Linked DNA regions of Mus musculus: region 1 is linked to region 2. A link is a loop called in an ENCODE intact Hi-C map of the cell type or tissue named here. Cell type or tissue: heart. All regions are shown on one strand. Each heading gives the region's core, and the rest is flanking DNA. Links, peaks and the distances in the headings are about the cores only. Region 1 overlaps Casp8 (caspase 8). Region 2 holds the start of Cflar (CASP8 and FADD-like apoptosis regulator).

Region 1 (11,153 bases), core at 1,741-9,740, 89 kb after region 2:
ACCCCCACAGAGAGGGGATGAGAGAGGAGGGAGGGAGGGGGCTACAGGTGACCTGAGGCCGGTAATTCCTCTACGTGCTAAGCAGTTGTAAGGGTGACTGGCTTGTTAAGTACCTGTAAGGAATTATCATACAGTCATATTTCTGTTTCTTCTTTCTTTCTTTCTTTCTTTCTTTCTTTCTTTCTTTCTTTCTTTCTTTCTTTCTTTCTTTCTTTCTCTCTCTCTCTCTCTCTCTCTCTCTCTCTCTCTTTCTTTCTCTTTCTTTCTTTCCTTCCTTCCTTCCTTTCTTTTCTTTTCTTTTCTTTTCTTTTCTTTTCTTTTTTCTTTCTTTTTTTTCTTTTTCTTTTTTGTCTTTTTAAAGGGAGTCCTCTAAGTGCCTTCTGCTTGGCTAGGTCTCAGTTTCATTCTTTAAAAAATTATTTATTTCTATTTTAATTTCATGAGTATGAGTATTTTGCCTGCATGTATGTATGTGCACCTGGTACTGGGCGGGGGGGGGGGGGGTGGCGGCACAGATTCCTTGAACTGGATTTACAGACAGTTTCAGCCATTATATGGGTGCTGGAAACTGAACCCAGGTGGTCTGCAAGAGCATTGAGTGCTCTTAAACTCCTGAGTTGTCTCATCGACAAATCTTTCTTTTTTTAAATAAATATGGCATTGATTGAATTAGCATGAGGACGATTAGTGCTCCCGTTTCTTACAAACCTATTTAAAGAAGACTCAAGAACTCGTATGTGGACACAGAGGAGTTGCTGGTCATGGCTGTGTGTCTCCCATGTCTCTTTCCCAGGAGGGAGAAAGGTGACCCCATAGCAGGCCATTTAGCTGTTATTTGATTTTGCCCAGTAATTTCTGTTTGTGGGTAGGTTCACTCCAGGAACTAATATGATTTCTCCAGCAGCCTGCATAGCCTGACCACCTCACCCTATCAGGTTGCTCTTTTTTCTTTTTCTTTTCTTTTCTTTCTTTCTTTTTTTTTAATCTTCCAACTTAAAAGAAATTCTAATAAGAAAGTGGGCATCTTCTTGCTTTATTTGACATTCCTCGGATTTACTGACCCATGTGATGTGTCATCCTATGCTCTCATGGGCTTAGTGCCTATAGGGGAGCTCCATGTGTTTTTTCCAGCAAGACCACACCCCCATTGCCCCTGTACAGAGGTTCATTGCCTCTTTACACAGTATCTTCTCATTGATGATTTTCAGGCTGTTGTTATGTGGTTCAAGTATTACCATGAGAGCTTCAGTTGCTGCACTCACAGGAAGTTCGTGGTCTCTGACAGGAAATTCTCAGAAAACAGTGAGCCAGAACTGGGGTAGAGGTTATAGAGGATGCTGGGAAAACTATAGTAACTCCTGGAGTGGACTGGGCCACAGACAGGATTTGATTTTGCTGCTTCCATGGTGCCCAGGTTCCTGGGCAGAATCAAATGCCAGCTAAAGGTCCTGGTACGATGGTGTCACCTTTGCCCAGACATCGAGGGTGGACATATGCTTTTGGGCGCCTCATTCAGTTCCCTCAGCTGTGAAGTTGGCGCTCTTTACTCTGAAAGTTTACATTCTATTTTAGGTAGCAGAAAACACAGTTTCAAAGTCCTTTTCTTTTTCTTCTCTTTAACACCAGAAAATATTTTAACTAATTCCCAGCAAGGAGCTTATGTGTTTGTACACAGGTTTGCTCACACAATGAAGGACCCAGGGTTTGCCTCTTTGGGGAGTTTGCTGTAGGAAAGCCCTGATTTTGACTTTAGGCTTATTTTTTGTTTGTTTGTTTGTTTGGTTGGTTGGTTGGTTGGTTTTTTTTGTTTTTTTGTTTGTTTGTTTGTTTGTTTTGTTTTGTTTTGTTCTGTTTTAGCTGTAAGTAGAAACTATCGAACTAGGAGCAAGGAGAACATCCCTGTGTAACAGTAAGACTTAGCTGTGGAAGTCAGCAAACCCTCAAAGCCCAGGCAGGACTCTAGGCCCATCAGAGGTGAAACACTTCTGGGGCCTATTTTTGCTAGTTAATAAAATTTTAGAAATTAATTCTTTTATTTTTTTTAAGATTCTAAAAGCAGGTAGAATGAAAGTTTTTCAGGTATATTCATATGATTTTTCTAAATTTCATTGATATTAGTTGTAATGTCTTCCTTGTTGCTTCTAACTTTGTTAATGTGGGTTTTCTCTCTTTTGCTTGGTTTAGTTTGTTTGTTTGTTGTTTTTAATCTTTTCTTCATATCAACTCTGCTTCTTTAATTCTTTGTGAAATTTTTTGTTTTGTTTTGGTTTGTTTCATTAATTTCTGCCCTGATCTTAATTATTTTTCCCATATGTCTTAATTTTTCTGTTGCTATGAGGAAACACCATGACCAAGGCAACTTTTAGAAGAAAGCATTTAATTGGGAGCTTGCTTCCAGTTTCAGAAGGTTAGTTCATTATCATCATTGTGGGGCGCATGGGGACAGGCAGGCAGGAAAAGTGCTGGCTGGACCAGTAGCTGAGCTCACCTGATCCACAAGTTACAGGCCAATGGAGAGTGAGAAACTGGGCCTGGCATGGGCTTTTGAAACGGTGAAGCCCACCCCCAGTGATATGTCTTTTTCCAGCAAGACCACACCTCCTAATCCTTCTCAAAGAGTTCCAGTAAGGGCTGTTCTCATTCAGACCACCACAGCATCTGTTGCTTTGGGGTTTAGCTTGCTCTCATTTTGCCACAGTCTTAAGGTGTTTTCATTGAGTTACTAATTTGAAACCTCTCTGACTTTTTTCCCATTTGTTTAGTGTGTGTGTGTGTGTTTAGCTATGTGCATGCCACCGTGCTCTTGTTTCACCCTGTGAGTTCCAGGCTTTAGAAGCAAGCACCTTTATCTGCTGAGCCATCTTGCCAGTCCCTCTCGAAGTTTGTGTGTCGAAGGTTTCTTTTTATTATTATTTTTAATCATTTAAAATTATGCGTATATGGGTGTGTATATGCATGTGAGTGCCATGCCCAAGAAGCCAGAAGAGAGTGTTGGGCCCCTTGGAGTTGGAGTTACAGATGGTTATGAGCTGCCCAATGCTGGGAATTGAACTCTGGTCCTCTGTAAGTGCAGCAAGTGCTCTTAACCACTGAGCCACCTCTCCAGTCCCTCTCTCTGCTTTGTAATGTAGGTGCTTATAGCTATAAATTTGCCTCTTAGGGCAGCTTTCATTGTATCCCACAGGTTTTAGTGTGTTGTGTTTTCATTTTCAATTTTGCCTAGGGATTTTTTTTTTAATTTCCTTCTTGACTTCATCAGTAAACTGGTCATCATTCACTAGCGTGTTATTTACTTAGTGTTAATTAGTGTGTTAATGAGTTTGTATATTTTTTTAAGCATTCTTTTGCTGTTAATTTCTAGCTTTACTTCACGGTTGTCAGACAGAGCGTGAGATGTTCTTTCCACTTTCCTGTATTTGCTAAGGCTTGCTTTGTGTCCTCTTACATTATCCGAGAGCTCTGAGGACCACCAGAAGACACGCACTCGGCAGTGTTTGATGGAAACCTTCTGTAGATCGCTGTTAACTCCATTTGATCTGGTATCTCATGTAACTCAGATGATTCTCTACTTAGAGATGGGAATGAAGTGGTGAAGTTACCCACTTACTGTGCTGGGTCAGTTCGTGACTTTAGCCTGAGTAGAATTTGTTCTATGTATACATCAATGTTTAGAAGTTCAATGTCCTCTTGATGGATTGTTCCCTTAATCCATATGAAGTAAACTTCTGTACCTTCTGACTAGTTTTGGGTAGAAGTCTCTCTTGTCAAGTATTTGAACAATGATGCTTACTTGTCTCCTAGATGCATTCCTTGCGTCCATGATACCGTACCCTTCTACCCCTTCACCTTCAAGGCAGTGTTCCTTTATCTTTGATGTCAAAGGGTTTTTTTTTTCCCCTCAATGACAATAGGTGGATCCTGTTTCCTTGTTTTGTTTTTGTTTTTAAATGCAATCTGCAGTTCGTGACTTTTGATTGTGATCCCAAGACCACTAATACCCAGAATTACTTTTGAAAGGCATTGCTCAAGAAGTAAGTCCAACAGTTGCCAAATGAGACCTCATGAAACTAAAAAGCTCTTTGTATGTCGAAGGAACTATTAATTGGGCAAAGAGACAGCATTCAGAATGGGAGGGAAATCTTTGCAAACTATACATCTGACAAAATATTAGTCTAGACTATGCAAAGAACTAAAAAAGTAAACAGTAAGAAATCAAACAATCCAACAAATGAACAAGTGGCTCACAAAAATTGAACTAAAGATCCAGGGGGTTGGCTGAGGGGCGAAGGTGCTGGGTCACCGAGCTGGACAACCTGAGTTCTATCCCAGAGCATACACGACAGACGGATGAGGATGGACGGACGGACGAGGACAGACTCCCAAAGGCTGTCTCTGACTTCCACAAGTGGCAAGAATGCCTCTCACTCTCGGTTGAATAAATAAACAAAAAAAGTAATTGATTAAATAAATGGTAAGAAAACAATGAAAACGTTCTCCGCTCCACTGGCCATCAGAGAAGTGTGAGTTAAAGACCTTTGAGTTTGCATCTCATCCCTGTCAGAATAGCAGTCATTAAAATAACAAATAATGGGGCCTAGTGAGATGGCTCAGTGGGTAAGAGCACCCTACTGCTCTTCCAAAGGTCCGAAGTTCAAATCCCAGCAACCACATGGTGGCTCACAACCATCTGTAATGAGATCTGACTCCCTCTTCTGGAGTGTTTGAAGACAGCTACAGTGTACTTACATATAATAAAAATAAAAATAAATTAAAAAACAAATAACATTTATTCTGATGGAGTTAGGAATTTTGCTGTATCTCTTTGGAATTTATTTAGCTGCAAGAGAGCTAACGAAACTGAATTTATTAGTTAGTAATTGCAATTCCTGTGCCCCCATACTTTGTAGTCACATTTTTAAAAAATTAGATATTTTCTTTATTTACATTTCAAGTGCTATCCCGAAAATTCCTACTTTAATGATGACATAGAAAAGCCAAAAATTACTAAACACTAATACTCCACTAATACTCTAGATGGTAATTGTTAAAATTATCATCTTTTATTTACCTAGTCACTTGAAAACATGAGTATCTAAAACCTGGCAGAAGCTATGTTATACAACAAGAATAAAAATAAAGTTATACAATGAACAATAAAATCAACAAAATGAATCCAGCAAGATTGGAAGACAAAAGATCAATATATGAAAGATTTATTGATCGGTTTGGGCAATGTATACCTGTGACCCTCCGAAGGCAGGACTTAAGCTTTAAGAGAATCATGAGTTTGAGACCAACCTATGTATTCATAAAAAAAATTAAATATATTCATTTGAAAAAAAAGATAATAAATAACAACAAACGCTGGCCCTTATACACTCCTGATGGGAACGTGAGCTGGGCCAGCCTCTAGGAAGTCAAAATGGAGGTTGTTAAAAAAAAAAAAAAAAAAAAAAAAGCTCTTCCATGGACCCAGCTGTATTTATGCAAAGGACTCTAAGTCAGCATATCATGGAGTCACTTGCACATCCATACTTATTCATAATAGTTAAGTTATGGAACCAACCGACCATTAAAAACAGAGGAATGGATGAGGAAATTGTGGCATTTTATATATATATACACACACACACACACACTCACTCACACACTCTCACTCTCTCACACACACTCACTCACACTCATACTCATGCACACACTTACACATTCACTCTCTCACACTCACATACATACTCACGCACACACTCACACACACATACACACTCACACAAATTTCAGCCATAAAGAACGGAGTGACAGCCCAGCGATGGTGGCGCACACCTTTAATCCCAGCACTTGGAAGGCAGAGGCAGGTGGATCCCTGAGTTTGAGGCTGGTCTCGTCTACAAAGCCAGTTTCAGGACAGCCAGGGTCAAACAAAACCAAAGCCAAACCAAAAAACAAAACAAAATGGGAAATGTTTGACAGAAAATAGACAAAAAACTGAGATAATCATTTTAAGTGAACTGAACCAATCTCAGAAGGACAGATCTCATTTGTTTTTTCATTTGTGGTTCCTAGATTTTATTAAGACCCGTAAATTCAAACGTACGCTGCGAAAGCAGAAACGAAACTGGGAGACCAAGGGACTAACAGGAAATGGGGGATGGGCAAATGGGGAGACTATGGCTAATGTAGTGTATACATGTATAGAACTTTGCACAGCCTTAGCCAGTGTCATTCTACTACTCAGGCCAGCCTGCTTGAGGCTGCCTCCTCCTATGTCCTGTCTCAGGAAAGCAGGAAGTGTGAGAGGCTCTACCCTCCAGCTCTCTGTTGCCCCCTGCCTGCCACAGACCCCAGACAGAGAAGGGGCTTGGGAGCAAGGTGCCTCCTGAGGATCCTCGGGACTTGTTTCTGATAAGGTCAGCTGGGCTTTTAAGCAGGGATGGATCTTGATTCTAAAGCTTTCTAGGTTTCGGAGTGCGGGATCTGGAGTCCACAAGGCCATAGAGGGTTTCAGGGTTTGAATACTGAAAGGGAAGCCGGGAGCTTTCTGTGTGAGTAGCTGCCTTCTTCCCTCTTCGAGGGTTCTCCCCCCCCTCCCTCCTGGGTGTTCCTGGACAGCCATCTATTGTCCCCCTCCTTGAAAAGAAGCCAAAATTCAGATCTCAATTGATTTGGCTGAACTGTCTCCTCACCGTCTCACCCACCCTGAAACTACACATCTGATACTCACACACGCACACCCCAACACGCATACTCCCAAACACAGACACAATCTAGTGATTTTATCTATTTATGTTTTTAAATCCGCAGTTCCGGGAATTGAATTCAGGGCCTTACCTGCTAGGCAAGGGCTCTATCACCAAACTCCCTCCTCAGCCTATCGTCTCTATTTTTTTGAGAAATTAAAAAGAAACAAGACAGCCCAGAGAAGGAAACAATAGGAAGCACAGTTTAAGAGCCCAGAAATCCGTTCCAGCGTCAGGTTACAAGTTATATTCAGTTAGAAAACGACGGGGTTGGTTGTTCATTTTATTGACGTTTGATTGCCTTTAATGAGGTGGATCCAACACCTGCCTGCTGCGGCTTGTTGATCGTGCTCCTGTGTGATGTGTGGAGTTCTTTGGGGTTTAGGGGAGCCCAATTCTGGGAGCAGCCTTGCCTAGAAGGCAGAGGCAGAGCTCAAGGTTAGGATTTGGTCTGATGGAGCCTCTCAGATTCTCTCAGGCTTTGGATGACGTATTGACTTTTATCCCTGGAAAGGTTTTTATCCCTGGAAAGGTTTTTATCCCTGGAAAGTTCTAGCAAGTTTCATTTTATGTCTCCCCACCACCTCCATCTCGGAGTCGGTTATCTAAATCTCAGGAGGGGCAGAATGTACCTTATTATTTATGGAATAATGATTAGAAACAGTAACCTGGCACAAGAGGGTGTGGTGGAGCTTGGATCATAGATCGGGCCTCCGGTCTAAGTAGACTAGCACTTCCTCAACAGTGGGCAGGCCACACACTCCATTTTATGTGCAGTTTTTTCCGTTTTTTTCTTTTTTTTTTAATTCTTTAACTTTTAATCTTTGGCCATTGTACCCATTTGAAAATACGACTATTAGTAATTCTCTATTGAATTTCCTCATTGTCTTCTAATAGAATAAAATAGCATATCTCTTTCTGTATATGTGTGCGTGTTGTGGTATGCTCACTCACTGTTCTGTGTGCATTCTTCAGGTGCTATCTTGGGTCTTTTGCTGGCCTGAAACTCTCCAGGTAGCTCAGGCAGCCTGGCTGGTGTTTTAAAAACTCCACATTTTAATGTGTGTGCTTTTGGAACTACTGAGTGACTGGTGAGTCTGAGCCTATCTCTGGCTGACTAGCTGATTTAAGTTATGATTTAGTGCAATAGGAAAATGAAGACTGTAGTAACCATTTCTTCAGAGGCTTCTAGCAAAATGAGATAAGAAAATGATTTATGTAGTTATGGGTACTTCTGAATGCTTCTAAGTCATAATGTAAACATTGATTTACATTTAAATATTTTAAGTTATTCATATATAAAATATGAAATGTTCTATATATCATAAAGTGGAAACATATTTAGATTATTTGACAGCAATAATAAAATATATAAATAATATGATAAACTCAAATACTTCTCAAATTTATTTATACATATCTATTTTTGTAGAGAGATGTGAATAAATTTCAGGACACAATGCCAAATAGGACCAGAGAGTTACTTTAGAATGATAAGATTTAAATGATTTTCTTTTCTTTTCTTTTCTTTTCTTTTCTTTTCTTTTCTTTTCTTTTCTTTTCTTTTCTTTTCTTTTCTTTTCTCTTCTCTTCTTTTCTTTTCTTTTCTTTTCTTTTCTTTTCTTTTCTTTTCTTACTTTTCCACACTTTCTCTGTGAGGTGTTTTACACTTAGTGTCTTCAGTAACAAAAACAACAGCAAGCATTTCAAAAATATTAACAGTGTTAATTTCCCACAAGTTCAAGTCACCAGTTTAGGTCCCATAAAATGAGGCCACAGTGTGGTCCCCGTTCTTATAGAGTGAGTGACTAAACTCACCCATGGTCTCACAAATTCCATGAAACTGATTGCTTTTTGCGGGGCTATGAGTAGAGAAATGTGTGACCCAAACAGGAACAAGCAAGCAAGATGGAACGTCAGGTACCATGGAGAGGCCTGGGAAGCTAAGAGGCCTTACCAACTCCTTCAGAAGCAGTCACCTCATAGAGGTGCAGGGAAGAGTGAGCTGGGATGGGCACAGGGGCCAGATGCCCATCACACCATGTCCAGACTCACTGTCACACTGACCTCAGGTCATAACGTGGGGGAAGGTGTTGTTCTGTGGGAAAGGGACTTGTAAGGAGGAAGGAGGGTGTGGGGTGGGAGGAGGAGAAGAGATGGTGGGATCGTCAAGGGTAAACAGAAAGGGTGATAGACATAAATGAAAGAAATGGTCAAAGAACAAGCCTAGCCAATTAAAACAATTAAAAGTTTTAAACAGCTCTCTTTAAGCTCTCACCTTTCTTACTCTCTAGCCCTCCTTCTCTCTCTCTTCCCTCCTCTCTCCACGTGGCCATAGCCGGCATCTCTCTCTTTCTACCTTCTCCCTTTCTCCCTGCCTTCCTACAATAAAGCTGTTTAAAAAAAAAGTTTTAAACAAAAGAAATGCTGTTGAATTTGTGATGCCTGAAAAGGCTTATTAACTAAATTCCTTGACCGTATAATATTATAGGAAAGTATTCTAAGGAAATAGGATTCAGAGATTTACATTTTAAAATTATCCTGAGTTTAATAATGACTGGTTATGTGAATTACGTACTTATGGTAGATGCCTTATGGATACTAAAATCTGTGTTATAGAGAAAAAAGACATCAGAACGTATTTTCAGTATTATTAATGGGAAAAAAGCATGATTAAAATATTTGGCAGATTAAGCAGTAAAATATTACTACATATTTATCTTTGGTTGGTGGAATTACAGGTAGTTTTATTTATTTTTAAAATATTATTTTATTATTTAATGTATATTTAATGTATATGTCTTCAGACACACCAGAATAGGGCATCAGATCCCATTACAGATGGTTGTGAGCCACCATGTGGTTGTTGGGAATTGAACTCAGGACCTCTGGAAGAGCAGTCAGTGCTCTTAAACCATTGAGCTGTCTCTCCAGCCCAGAAGTCTTGTTTCTTTTTCTTGTGGATTTTTTTTCCCTATTAAATGGGATTTTAACAGATTAAACTGCTTTAAAATTTTAAGGGTGTTTGGCCTAATGTTGATCAACACACTGGCCCTAAGTTAAGGTACTTTTGTGATTACATCATGGATTTGGGAAGGACGCATGTTCTCTCCTGGGAGAGATTCACAGCTAGAATATGCCCCCTGATCTGTCTGTTCACTTTGGGTTTCTCTGAAAGATGTGTGAGCTGGGTTTTTTTCCCATATGAAGTTGAGTATTGTTCTTTCAAAATATATAAAAACATTGTATTGGAATATTGATGGGGATAGCATTGAATCTGGAGATTGCTTTTGATAAAATGGCCATTTTTACTTTGTTAATCCTACTGATCTTTGAGCATGGGCTATCTTTCCATCTTCTGATACCTTCTTCAGTTTCTTTCTTCAAAGACTTGAATCTTTTGTCATGCAGGCCTTTCAGTTGCTTGGTTAGAGTTACCCCAAGATATTTTATAGTATCTGTGGCTATTGTGAAGGATGCTGTTCTCTTCTCTTCTCTTCTCTTCTCTTCTCTTCTCTTCTCTTCTCTTCTCTTCTCTTCTCTTCTCTTCTCTTCTCTTCTCTTCTCCCCTCCCCTCCCCTCCCCTCCCCTCCCCTCCCCTCCCCTCCCCTCCCCTCCCCTCTTCTCTTCTCTTCTCTTCTCTTCTCTCTTGTTTTACTGAGTCCTGCCTCTCTGGGGTACCCAGGCACCTGGGAGGGGACAGGGCAAAGTCCGAATCTTTGGGGGAAGGCAAGTTTCCAGTTCTCTAAGAACTTGGTTCTAATGCTAAGTTTTCTTAAGAGCATTTGTGCTGACGCCCAGACTGAGAGGCACTTCCTGCCCTGCCTTGGACTTCCTGGAAGTCAACTTCCTGTCTTCTACACCATACAGTCTTTAACACGGGAACACACCCAGCATTTCTTTTCATTCTCTTATTTTCTCTTCCTCTCCAAGTCTAACAATTTATTTAAGAAAGGTGCTTATTTTTCAAAGCTGGCAACCTGGCTCAATCCCCAAAACCCACACAAATGTGGAAGGCAGGAGCTCTTCCCAGAGGTCCTGGTACACTTGCTGTGGCACACACATGCCTATACCCAACACACACACACACACACACACACACACACACACAAATAATGAATTCAGTAAAAGGGAAATAAGTCAGAACTTATAGAAGATGAGAGAAATGTCTTTGTGTGGTGTCATTCCAACAATTAATATGTGAATGTACTGGGCATGGCACTCATCTTCAATTCCAGCTCTTGAGAGGCCATGGCAGGAAGACAGTACCGGTGCACACTGAATTCCAGAACTTTTTTCCTTTTTTCCTTTTTTCCTTTTCCTTTTCCTCCCCTCCTCTCCTCTCCCTCCCCTTTTTCCTTTTCTCCTTTTCTTTTCTTTTTCTTCTCTTTTCTTTCTTTTCTTTCTCGTCGTACTGAG
Region 2 (11,153 bases), core at 1,251-9,250:
AAAGGCCATCCAGAGACTGCCCTACCTAGGGATCCATCCCATCTGCATACACCAAACCCAGACACTATTGCTGATTCCAAGAAGAGCTTGCTGACAGGAGCCTGGTATAGCTGTCCCTTGATAGGCTCTGCCAGAGCCTTACCAATACAGATGCTGATGCTCACAACCAAACATTGGACTGAGCATAGGGATCCCAATGGGGGAGGTAGGGCAAGGACTGAAGGAGCTGAAGGGGTTTGCAACCCCACAGGAAGAACAACAATATCAACCAACCAGACACCTCAAAGTGCCCAGGGACTAAACCACCAACCAAAAAGTACACATGGAGGGACCCATGGCTCCAGCTGCATATGTAGCAAAGGATGGCCTTGTTGGGCATCGGGCATCACTAGGAGGAGAACCCCTTGTTCCTGTGGAGGCTCGATGACCCAGGGTAGGGGAAAACTAGGGCGCTGAGGCAGGAGTGGGTGGGCAGGTGGGGGAGCACCCTCATAGAGGCAGGGGAGGGGATAGGGGGTTTGTAGAAGGGAAACTGGGGAGGGTGATAATATTTGAAACGTAAATAATTAAAATAACCAATAAAAAATGAAAAAAAAGAGTATGTAACATTTCTGAGATGAGCTGGAAATTTTTAAAAAATTATGAAAAGGATTTTCAATATCTTAAAAAATATAAGACTGGGGACTGGAAAGATGGTTCTGCAGTTAAGGTTGCTTGCTGCTCTTCCAGAGGACCTGAGTCTGGTTCCCAGCACCCACACCACATCAGATGTTGTTTCACAAAGAGCAGCAACTCTAGTTCCATGGGATCTGACGAGGCTGTCACGGGTACCCACATGTGCTACACCCCCTCCAGTAGTGACTAGCGTTACAGGCCTTGAAACCTGGATGCAGTCCTTAGGGGGGAAGTTCAGGGAAACTTAGTCTCCTGGAACCGTGGCATTCTGTATAAGGAATGTTTCAAACTTGTCCTTGGGAATGGATCTGTGTGCTTTCTTTCAGTATTGTATTATTATAGGTGTCTCTAAGCAGTGACTTGCCAAATACCTAAGCATAATCGAACTTTGTTTCCTGGCCTTCATCAATGTCCTAGGGTAGTCCTTGAGCCAACCCTGGACTTGGAATTCAGTAAGAATGTTGCCTATTCAGTGACATTTAGAATTGCCTCTGGTATTGTAAGTGAGATACTGAAAGAAATCAGGCATTACTCTCTACTATACAGAGTTAGAAATCTCAGGGCAAGCTTAGCAGAGTAAGTTTAGGATTTTTATTATAGTTATGTATAGCAGACTGCATTACTTATTAGTAGAAAGTTTCCCCACACAATCACTTAGAATAAAAGCCAAGTCATTCTCATATACAGGAATGTACAATGGTTTAGGAAGTAGATCGGCCTGTGGTTTGAGTAGGAGCTAGAATATTGCATTATTCATGAGAAGGTTAGCTAGAGTGGAACTCCCTAATTAGAACTATGACTTGGGTGTGAAAGCCCTTGCCCCAGGAGTGTAAAGACCTCACACCTGGCTTCCAAGAATATAGCTGACCTTAGATAGAGCTGACTTTGTCTCAGTTGTTTTATTGCCCAGTACCTGCCAGTCTTTATGTTTGCATTCCTCTGTTTTGTGTTAGAGTCATTAAGCATCCAGTAAACTCATTGTACCTTAACAATAGTGACAATGATGTGTCACCTAACTTCCCTATTTTCTTCTGTATTAAAAGTCTGGTGCTCAATTTGAAAAATTACATTCAGATACATACTCTCTCTGGATTCATGTCTGTTTGTCATCCATGCCAACTCCTTGCTCACCTGTAACTACCGGAACCCGAGTTTTGCCTGTGGATCGAGTATCCAAGTGAGGTCCGTCTGCAGCACACATGCATCTGTGCACACGCAGAGACACGTTCTCTTAATTAATGCCACCATGTAACTAGTGCATACCTTTAACCCAGTACTTCCAGAGGCAATTGGACTCAAATAAAGAAATACAGTCAACCTTATACCAAGATATTTTATAAACAGTGTAACTCTAGTCTCATGAGAAGTTATATGGTCTCCATGGGTATCCAGGTCCATATGTCCACATATATAGACATACATTTACAGCCAAATAGAATATATATATATATATATATATATATAGAGAGAGAGAGAGAGAGAGAGAGAGAGAGCCAGATATGGTAATACATGATGCACATCAATAATCCCAGCACTTGGAGAGGCAGAGGTAGGAGGACCACTTTAAGTTCTGGGCCAACTAGGGCTACATAGTGAGTCTGTCTCAAAAAAAATGGTGTTGGAGGGTGGGGAGACATACAGCAATGGAAAATCAATAATATTCTAACAGTACACAACTAACTTTGTTTCTTCATTAAGAATAAGGGGACATGGTTACAGTTCTATGGAGCTTTCTAAGTCTGTGATCCTATGGTAGAACTAGAAGTGTATTTATAACAGGCTGGCATGCTTGACTCTCAGATTATCTATGAGGTGGTAAAATCTTGATGGGGTTCATAAAATGAATCTGGGGACAGTATGTCACTAGATATTTTGTGGGAAACTCTTTACAACATTATTTAAAAGTTATTTTTTTGTTTATGTTTTCAAGACATGTTTTCCCTGTGTAGCCCTGGCTGTCTTGGAATTTGCTCTTGTAGACCAAGCTGGCTTTGAACTCACAGAGATCTGTTTACTACTGCCTCCAAAGTGCTGGGATTAAAGGTGTGTGCCATCATGCCCTTCTAAAAGTACCCCCGGCCTTAAAAAAAAAAAGATTTATTTATTTATTTTATGTGTGAGTACACTGTTGCTGTTTTCAGACACACCAGAAGAGGGCATTGGATCCCATTACAGATGGTTGTGAGCCACCATGTGGTTGCTGGGAATTGAAATCAGGACCCCTGGAAGAGCAGTCAGTGATCTTAACCACTGAGCCATCTCTCCAGCCCCCTAAAAGTTCTTGCTACAACATTTTTGTCTTCTCAGCATGCTCTCCTATATAGAAAGGGCATATATACTGTTAAATTTTAGTTATCCAAGTATTATTTATAAGAACTCTGTAAGAGTGAGAAATAAAACTTGATACACAAGAAAAAATAATGTCATATACTAGTGAATGAATGAATTAAGAGTTTGAGCTGGGTCTGGTGAACACAGGCCTAGAATCCTAGAATCCTATTGAGAGGCTGAGGTTAAACGACATTTTTACCATGGGTTGTAAGACTAGAGGTTAGTAGAGAAATGCTCTGGGAAAGAGTAAGACATACCCGAGTATGGTTACAGGCTCTGCCGGGGACAGCTGTGTCCTATTATTTTATGGGATATATATTCTGTAGCTGAGTTACATGGTTTACACTTTTCCTTTATTATTTTGTGTGTTCCATATCTGCATTGACATGCGTACAGCATCGCACACACGGAGGCTACCTGTGTGGGTGTGGTTTTTTTTTTTTTTTTCTTTCTTTTTACTTTTACAAGTCATCAGTCTTTGGGAGCAGGGAAAAATATTTACTAGTTGTACCACCTGCTCCAGTCCTTAAGTAACAAGTTTTAAAGTGTAATTTAGATCGAGGCTTAAAGGCTAAAGGCTTAGTTTTAATTTTATTATGTTTATGTGTGTGGGCACACATGCCCTGGCACACGCGTGGTTATCAGGGGACAACTTGTAGAGCTGATTCTCTCCTTTGCTTCCTGTCCTCTTCCACCACAAGGCCTCCAAGAGAGTAACACAGAAAATGTGTTGATACTTTGTCTCCTTCCACTGGAGCGGCTCCACCGGATAAAAAAGGAAGCCTACATGTTCAGACTGGTAGAAATAAAGATATTTGTTATTTTATTTGTGTTTTTCTGTATTTAAAAGTGTATCTAGCCAAAGACTTTTTTTTGTCTTTATAAAGTCAAGTAAGGGTCTGGAGAGAATGCTTTTCGGCCTCTATGCTGACTGCTCGGAAGACCTTTGTCTTTGCTAAAAACCCGGCCCAGGATGCGAGCCAGGGCTCAGAGACGCTGCGCCTGCTGCCACGTCTGCTTTCGGTTTCTGGGCGTCTCCATTTTGCGGACCCTAAAGCACGCAGCGAAGTCTCTGAGACCTGAGCCTCTCAAGCGGCCACTTAGGGCCGGACAGGTACGTGACCTGCGCGGTGTAACTGGCGCGCTACTCGCGACGCTGCGCGAGCCTGGGACCCTAAGTCCCGGGCCGCTGTGCCGTGCGCGTTCTAGCCCGGCAAGGAGGTCGCTACGAGTCCGGCGCCGGCGCTGGCGCACAGGGGATGGCGGGCGGAGCCCGGGAGGGCGCGGAGGACTGTAGCTCCTTTACTGGCTTTGCTGGCTGGGTAAGAACCAGGGCTCAGGGCGACCACAGGTGGCAACAACTCCCAGTTCAAGGAGGCCTGGTGTGTTCAGGGGATGGGATCTTCAGGGAAGTGACCCTTAATGACCCTAAGGCACCCCGGAGCTGTAGTGACTGCATTGAGGACTGGAGGGAGCACCCATAAACCCCCAAGGGGGAGCATTCCTGTGTTCCTGTCGGAAAACTAAAGATTAACTTTGCTGGCCGAGCCACAATTAGTCAAGCACAAAACATCTAGAGAATTACTCATTTCCTGGAGTTGAACTGTCCAGTTTCCAGCTTTCCTTTCGAAAAGTTGGTTCTCTCTCTCTCTCTCTCTCTCTCTCTCTCTCTCTCTCTCTCTCTCCCTCCCTCTCTCTCTCTCTCTCTCTCTCTCTCTCTCTTTTGGTGGACAAGTTCGCTGGAAGTAAATTCAAGGAGTCTAATTAAATCCTCCGGGTTCAGGTAACCTTCGAAAAAAAATTTTTTAACAGTAAAAGGGGTGGGGCCAGAAGGGAGTGTCATATGTCAGGCCTTGACCAATAGGGATGATCTAAAATTTAAAACCTAAGAAGAGATTTTAGATAAAAGGTCGACCTCCTAGTTTACAAAAGGTTCTGAACAAAGCAGAAAGCTCAGCTCTCTGGTATCACAAACAAGCTTGGTTTGTAAGCAAATTATTTTTTTATTTTATTTTTTGGTATTCTGAGACAGGACTCTATTCTCTATACAGCCCTGGCTCTCCTTAAACTCACTGTGTAGCCCAGGCTGCCCTAGACTGTGCAGAGATCCACCTGTGTCTGCCTCCTGATTGGATTACTAGGATTAGAGAGTATGTCGCTATTAGTCACTGTTCCTGGGAGTCCACCAGAGATAACCACGTAGCCAAAGTTCATAGCCTATTGAAAGTCTTTATTCCAACCAGCTGGGATGACACTTAGGTACTGTGTGTATTCAGTGACCAATGTCCAGAGCACAGGGTTTCTGAAGGCAGAGACCTCACTTGGCAGCTGGAGCGGGGGGGGGGAGTGGGGGGGGGGTGGGGGGTGGGGGGCGGGGTGGGGCGCGGAGGTGGAGGCTTTGGGTAAGCAAGCGATTTGACCGCTAAAATCTTCTCTCAGCAGCCGACCCCACCCCCGCCCGCCCCCAAAGCTGGGCGTACACCACCACACTCAGCTTCAATGGATTTTTCCAGAAGTTTTATGTTGTACATTGTTTTTGATGACATTTAATTCTTTAGCAAGTCACCACTTGCTAACCTAGTTTCCCAAGCTGCGAGAAACCCGGGTGGGGGGTGGGTGGGTGGGAAGTGGGGTGTTTCCTTCCTTCAGAGAAGTAGCATGGGGGGCGGGATTTGGGGTATGTGCGGTCTTTGGGGTTTTCTTTCTTTTTTTTTTTTTTTTTTTTTTTTTTGAGCCTTGACTGGTCAGTTTCGCCCCTAGAGGCGGAAGTTGGCTTCCTCTCTGGCTTCCTGTAACTTTCCTCCGCCCTCTTGTTAGGATTGTGGAATTCAGCAATGGCCTCGATTCAGTTTTGGTGAAATGGCGGCCATTCTCATCTTCTCGGAGCCCTTCTCTTTGCTCACACTCGCGATTCTGCCCCCGCAAGAGTACTCTGGGGACGTCCTTATCGCTGGGAGAGAGCGGTCGCATCTCATTCCTGAACCTGTTGGGCTCGCTGGGCGCGTCACCTGGCTAGCAGCTTGGGCCAGCTCCGCAGGCTAACTTTCCTGGACGCCTACTGAAGAGTCTGCTCCTCTCTGTGTTCTTTCCAGTGTCTCGTTCGATCCAGTTTTCTGGTGGTCTCCAGCGAAGACAGGCGACAAAGCCGTTGTTGAGTGGGATGGGCCGGCGACCGCCCGGTGTGAGTAATCCCAGAACCCCTCCTATTCTTGCAGTTCCCAAAGGGACTTGGGAAGTTGGAGAGCTGACTCCTGATTAATGTAGGAAAGTGTTCGTTTCCTATCTTCCACTCTTGGTTCCTTCTGTGCTTTTTGGGGATCCACTCACAGCACCTCCAGACTTGTGGCACATTCAAATCCAAGTCTTTCTTGAAGAGAGCCAAAGACTTATTAAATTAAACTTGTTACTGGACTCAAATGCCTCCTTGTTAATTTAGTGTGTGACTCTGGATGGCGTGAAATTTCGAACAAGGTACTTGGGTGTTTTTTGTTTGTTTCTATAATCCCAGCGTAGAGGCTGCCTGGACAAAGCTCAAGGACAGCTTATCCTGGCAAGAAGCCTGCTGGCCAAGAGTGAGGCAGTGAGGGTTTGGCCCAGGGCCTTCCTATACTCAAAGCATTATTTCTCTTAAATCTCAGAAACAAGAAGCACTACCTGTGTTATGACGCCCTAGCTGACCTTCACCTCTGGGAAGACTTGACACCCCACCTGGGGCAGCTGTCTTGCTCCTTACTAAGGATTTTACTTCTTATTTTGCATTGCATTTTAATATCCAAAACCTTTCAGGCAAGTTATAATATAAATAAAATATACCTGCAAAGTAAATACAGACACTGCCCCCACCTCCCACGAGTCCATTCCCTAGCGACAGCCAGAGGTGGCTGGTTCTAGTCACATACATTGGTGTACTCAAATACAGTCTTTTGGTTGCCTTTAAAAAAATTGGGAATCTTCCCTTGGCCCCAGCCATCCAGCTCCTTTTCGTATTCTTTCTCCAAACAGTCTTTCAGAACAGATGTTTGTGGTGTTGTTTTTCTGTTTCCATCCTAGTTTCCCCTCCTTCCCCATCTTGTGCAGTGGCCACTTGGATTTGTTTCATTGGCTCTTTTTTTTTCTTTCTTTCTCCTCCCTCTTCAATTCTTAGCTTTGGGGAACAATTTCTTCCTTTGTGTCACTATTGAAAGAAAAAGACTGTGTGTGTGTGTGTGTCTGTCTGTCTGTGTGCCCTTGTCTTTCTAGGTAAAATTGAACTCTTTCTGCTCTTTGTACCTTATTCTATATTTATGCTCATTCGATGATCTGTACTCATAGCCACTTTTTCTTTGTCCATTTAATGCCAGAAAACAACAACAACAACAACAACAACAAAGACAACAACAACAAATCTTAGCTTCATTATTTTCCTCTTTCTGGGGTTTCTTTGGTTGAACACATTGAAAGAATTAAGTTCTGCCAACTCGGTATCAGATTTACCACTTATTCGAGACTGTGTTCTGCATTGAACTCTTCAGTTGAAGAAGACTGTGGTATCTTCTGATTTTTTTGTTTGTTTTTTGTTTTTTTTTCGAGACAGGGTTTCTCTGTGTAGGCCTGGCTGTCCTGGAACTCACTCTGTAGACCAGGCTGGCCTCAAACTCAGAAATCCGCCTGCCTCTGCCTCCCAAGTGCTGGGACTAAAGGCGTGCGCCACCACACCCGGCTGTATCTTCTGATTTTGAAGACAGCACTTCACTATAGCCCAGGCTGGTTTGCAACTCACCACGCAGCACAGATTGGCCTTGAATTCTCCAAATCCTCCTCAGCTTCCCAAGCGCGAAGATTACTGACATGAGCTCCTGCACCCAGGTCTTTCACAGTTTTTGATCTACATTTAATACCTCAGTTTTTATTTACTTATTTGTTTATTTGATGTATGTGAATAAAATGTAGCTGTCTTCAGACACACCAGAAGAGGGCATTAGATCCCATTACAGATGGTTGTGAGCCACCATGTGGTTGCTGGGAATTGAACTCAGGACCTCTAGAAGAAGAGCAGTCAGTGCTCTTAACCGATGAGCCATCTCTCCAGCCCACCTCAGTTTTTCAGTGTGATTGAAAACTCCACTTGCTTTAACTACTTTCAAGGTTTAGTGTGCTTTGAAGTAAGTGACTTCCTTCAAAGATCTTGTTTTACAAGTGGGAACCAGAGCTTCATGGACCTGTGAAATGTTCCATGTTTAAAAGTCCCCCTTTGCCTTATATTTCTGTGATCTTTTAAAAAATACTTTTTTTCTCTTGTAGCTTTAGTTTTTGGTTTTGTTTGAGACTGAGTCTCCTGGAGCCTGGGCCAACCTTGAACTCCTGGTCCTCTCTGTTACCTTAGTTATGGGTACACACTGCCATGCTTGACTGAAAAGCATTTTTTAAAAGTTAGATCTTTGTTTAAAAGGTAGGCACTTTACAGATATCTTGCTCAAACACCTCTAGGTGTTACGGAGGGGGTCCATCAAAGTCCCTGATGGAAATGAAAGTGTATGCATTTCTCTGCTGACTGACACTCCTACCCCCTTTTAATTAGGAAACACAAAAGTAGTAACAAGTTACATACAGAACCATGGCTGAGTGACTACTGAAACCTGAACAAAAGTTTTATGCTTGACTTATGCCCTGCTTAAACCCCAAGGCCATACTATTTTAATCTGACAGATAGTTAAGGGTGTGCTTAAAGGCCTAGGGAACCTATTAAAATGTTGTGGTGGGAACAGGGGGTTTTATATATATAGCACAAGGCTTTACCCTGGAGAAATGATGCAATTGCTCTCTGCCCAGGCTTTCCACAAACAAGCTGGCCACCATTCAGCCTAAATGTGGAATCAGTCTCGTTAACCATGGTTGCTTTCAGGAATGTCAAAGAATCGTTCAGGACCAGATAGGCGAGAAGTCAGGACTACCAAGGGGGATCAGAAGAAGCAGATGGACACTTTGTTACTTTATTTCCTCAAGTTGTCCGTTTCAGAGTCTTTCCTCCCCCACCCCTCACAGTTCCACTGTTTATCATCAAAAGCAGGGAGGGCAGGAAGCTTGAGCGACCACAGACAAGCGTTGCTTCCTGGCTTGCTCCAGAGTTTCTTACGACAAAGAGAACTTTTTATAATTAGAAAAACTTCTCTATATATTGAAAGGCATGTTTAGAAGCTCCATATGGTGATCATATGTACAGCTTTGGTCTTTGAACTGAGCTTTTGTGTAACTGGACAAGTGTATTTGCCTGGTTGAAATTTTAACTCAAGCCAAGCCAAGCTTCAAATGTCATAAATGCTGAGCTGTGTTCTCTTAGTCATTTAGAGTTGTTTCTTGGCTCACCTTTTTTTTTTTTTTTTTTTTTTAACTTTGTTTGTTTTCTTTCCCAGACAGGGTTTCTCTGTGTAGCCCTGGCTGTCCTAGAACTCACTCTTTAGACCAGGCTGGCCTCGAACTCAGAAATCCACCTGCCTCTGCCTGCTGAGCACTGGAATCAAAGGTGTGTGCCACCAGCTCTCAAATTTATTTTCTTTTTCCAAGACAGGATCAGTATCTACCCCAGCCCAAGCTGGCCTTGAATTTGCCCTTCTGCCTCAGCCGTGCAAGCGCTCTGCCTGAGTTAGACTATGATGAGAGACAAACCCTCACCTTCGGTCAGCTGTGTGTGGTAGGCCCTAGGTGCCTGCCAGGCTCAGGCCTCAAGAGCTCTTGAGCAGGTGACATATGACTATCCAGTTGCAGCAGATAGGCACACAGAGAATGTCCGTTTGTCCCTTTGCAGCCTACACTGAAGCAAGGTGGAACTGGTGGCATGAGAGGCATCACCCTTGGAACCTGGACATAGACAGAGCTCAGCTGTTCTACACTGAATGAAGTAATGACAGGGCTGATAGGAGGGATTATGGGTATCAGAGGCTGGGTATGACCCCAGGAAGAGTCTCCTGTGAGCTGGGAAGACCTCATCTTAATGGGCAAACAGTGTTTCCAGCCCAACGCTAGCCTTTTAGGAAAAGGGCCAACTGATTGTCAATACATTTTGATTAAAAACTAAATAAATAAATAAAAATAAAAATGTATCCTCGGCGCTCACTCTCAATAAGCTGTCATTTCTTAAACTCTTAAAATTTATGTGCCAGAGTGTTCGTTCACCCAACCTCAAACCCAAGTTTCTACATATGTGATTGTCCCAGAAGAGACTCAAAAGTGCCGAAAAACAATTTTATTGTTGTTGTTTTGAGATAGTCTCTCTGCATAGCCCCGACTGTCCTGTTTACAGACTTTGAGAAAACATGTGGTTTTCCTGACTGCTGTTACATGAAAATATACCCCCAGTTCCCTCTGCTCCACATCAGATGGTTTAGATACTTACAGCAACAACGATAACAAAAGACAAGGCCCGGCTACCTCTTCATTGTACAACTTAGAAATGACATTTGGTCTCTGGACTCAGCTTTTGCCAAAGCATTAAAATTTAAAATCTTGCTTACACCAAGCAGTTTGGCCTGTTTTTTCTTTCTTTTTCTGCCAAGGAAATGGAAGCTTTGTAATTTATGAACGCAGCAAATCCTGCTCTGTGTGTTATCCCCACAAATTCAGTACTGCAGCAGTTTATGCATGATTGCATTTTTAACTGACATCGTCAGATATAAGATAGTAGTTCTGAGGATGTTAGACTGTTGTCTTATTTGGGGGAAATTAGTTTAAGTTTTGGGTACGTTCTGCTGGGCATGTTGGCTTATGCCTTTAATCCCAACACTTGGAAGGGAGAAGAAGGCAGATCTGTGATTTTGAGACTACCCTGGCCTACATAATGAGTTCCAGGACAGTCAGGGCTATGTAGAGAGTATGTGGGCTAGCGTTTGGCTGGAAACACTGTTTGCCCATTAAGATGAGGTCTTCCCAGCTCACAGGAGACTCTTCCTGGGGTCATACCCAGCCTCTGATACCCATAATCCCTCCTATCAGCCCTGTCATTACTTCATTCAGTGTAGAACAGCTGAGCTCTGTCTATGTCCAGGTTCCAAGGGTGATGCCTCTCATGCCACCAGTTCCACCTTGCTTCAGTGTAGGCTGCAAAGGGACAAACGGACATTCTCTGTGTGCCTATCTGCTGCAACTGGATAGTCATATGTCACCTGCTCAAGAGC

What was found. Hi-C counts contacts between places; a loop is a spot of excess contacts. Peaks named below come from ENCODE experiments on the same cell type or tissue, not always from the same donor. Only the 100,000 strongest peaks of a DNase experiment are listed, where the experiment ranks them.
Region 1: a loop joins it to region 2, with 4 times the contacts of the local background. A loop is called at or near these places in 4 of 42 quality-filtered maps.

Annotation. Positions count from the first base shown.
Region 1 is chr1:58,796,290-58,807,442 of GRCm38, forward strand. The region is part of intron 1 of Casp8 (caspase 8); the gene reads left to right. Among named protein-coding and RNA genes, the nearest start is that of Casp8, 6.5 kb to the left of the region's middle. In heart, for the core only: a CTCF peak has its summit at 6,329; a DNase peak (open chromatin) is centred at 6,302.
Region 2 is chr1:58,707,473-58,718,625 of GRCm38, forward strand. It overlaps Cflar (CASP8 and FADD-like apoptosis regulator), which reads left to right and starts at 5,814. Exons shown (of 10, transcript NM_207653.6): 1 at 5,814-6,187. In heart, for the core only: CTCF peaks have their summits at 2,811 (motif pointing right), 3,747, 5,774 and 7,950 (motif pointing right); DNase peaks (open chromatin) are centred at 4,029, 5,249, 5,769, 6,569 and 1 weaker place; H3K4me3 peaks cover 4,023 bases; H3K27ac peaks cover 3,951 bases.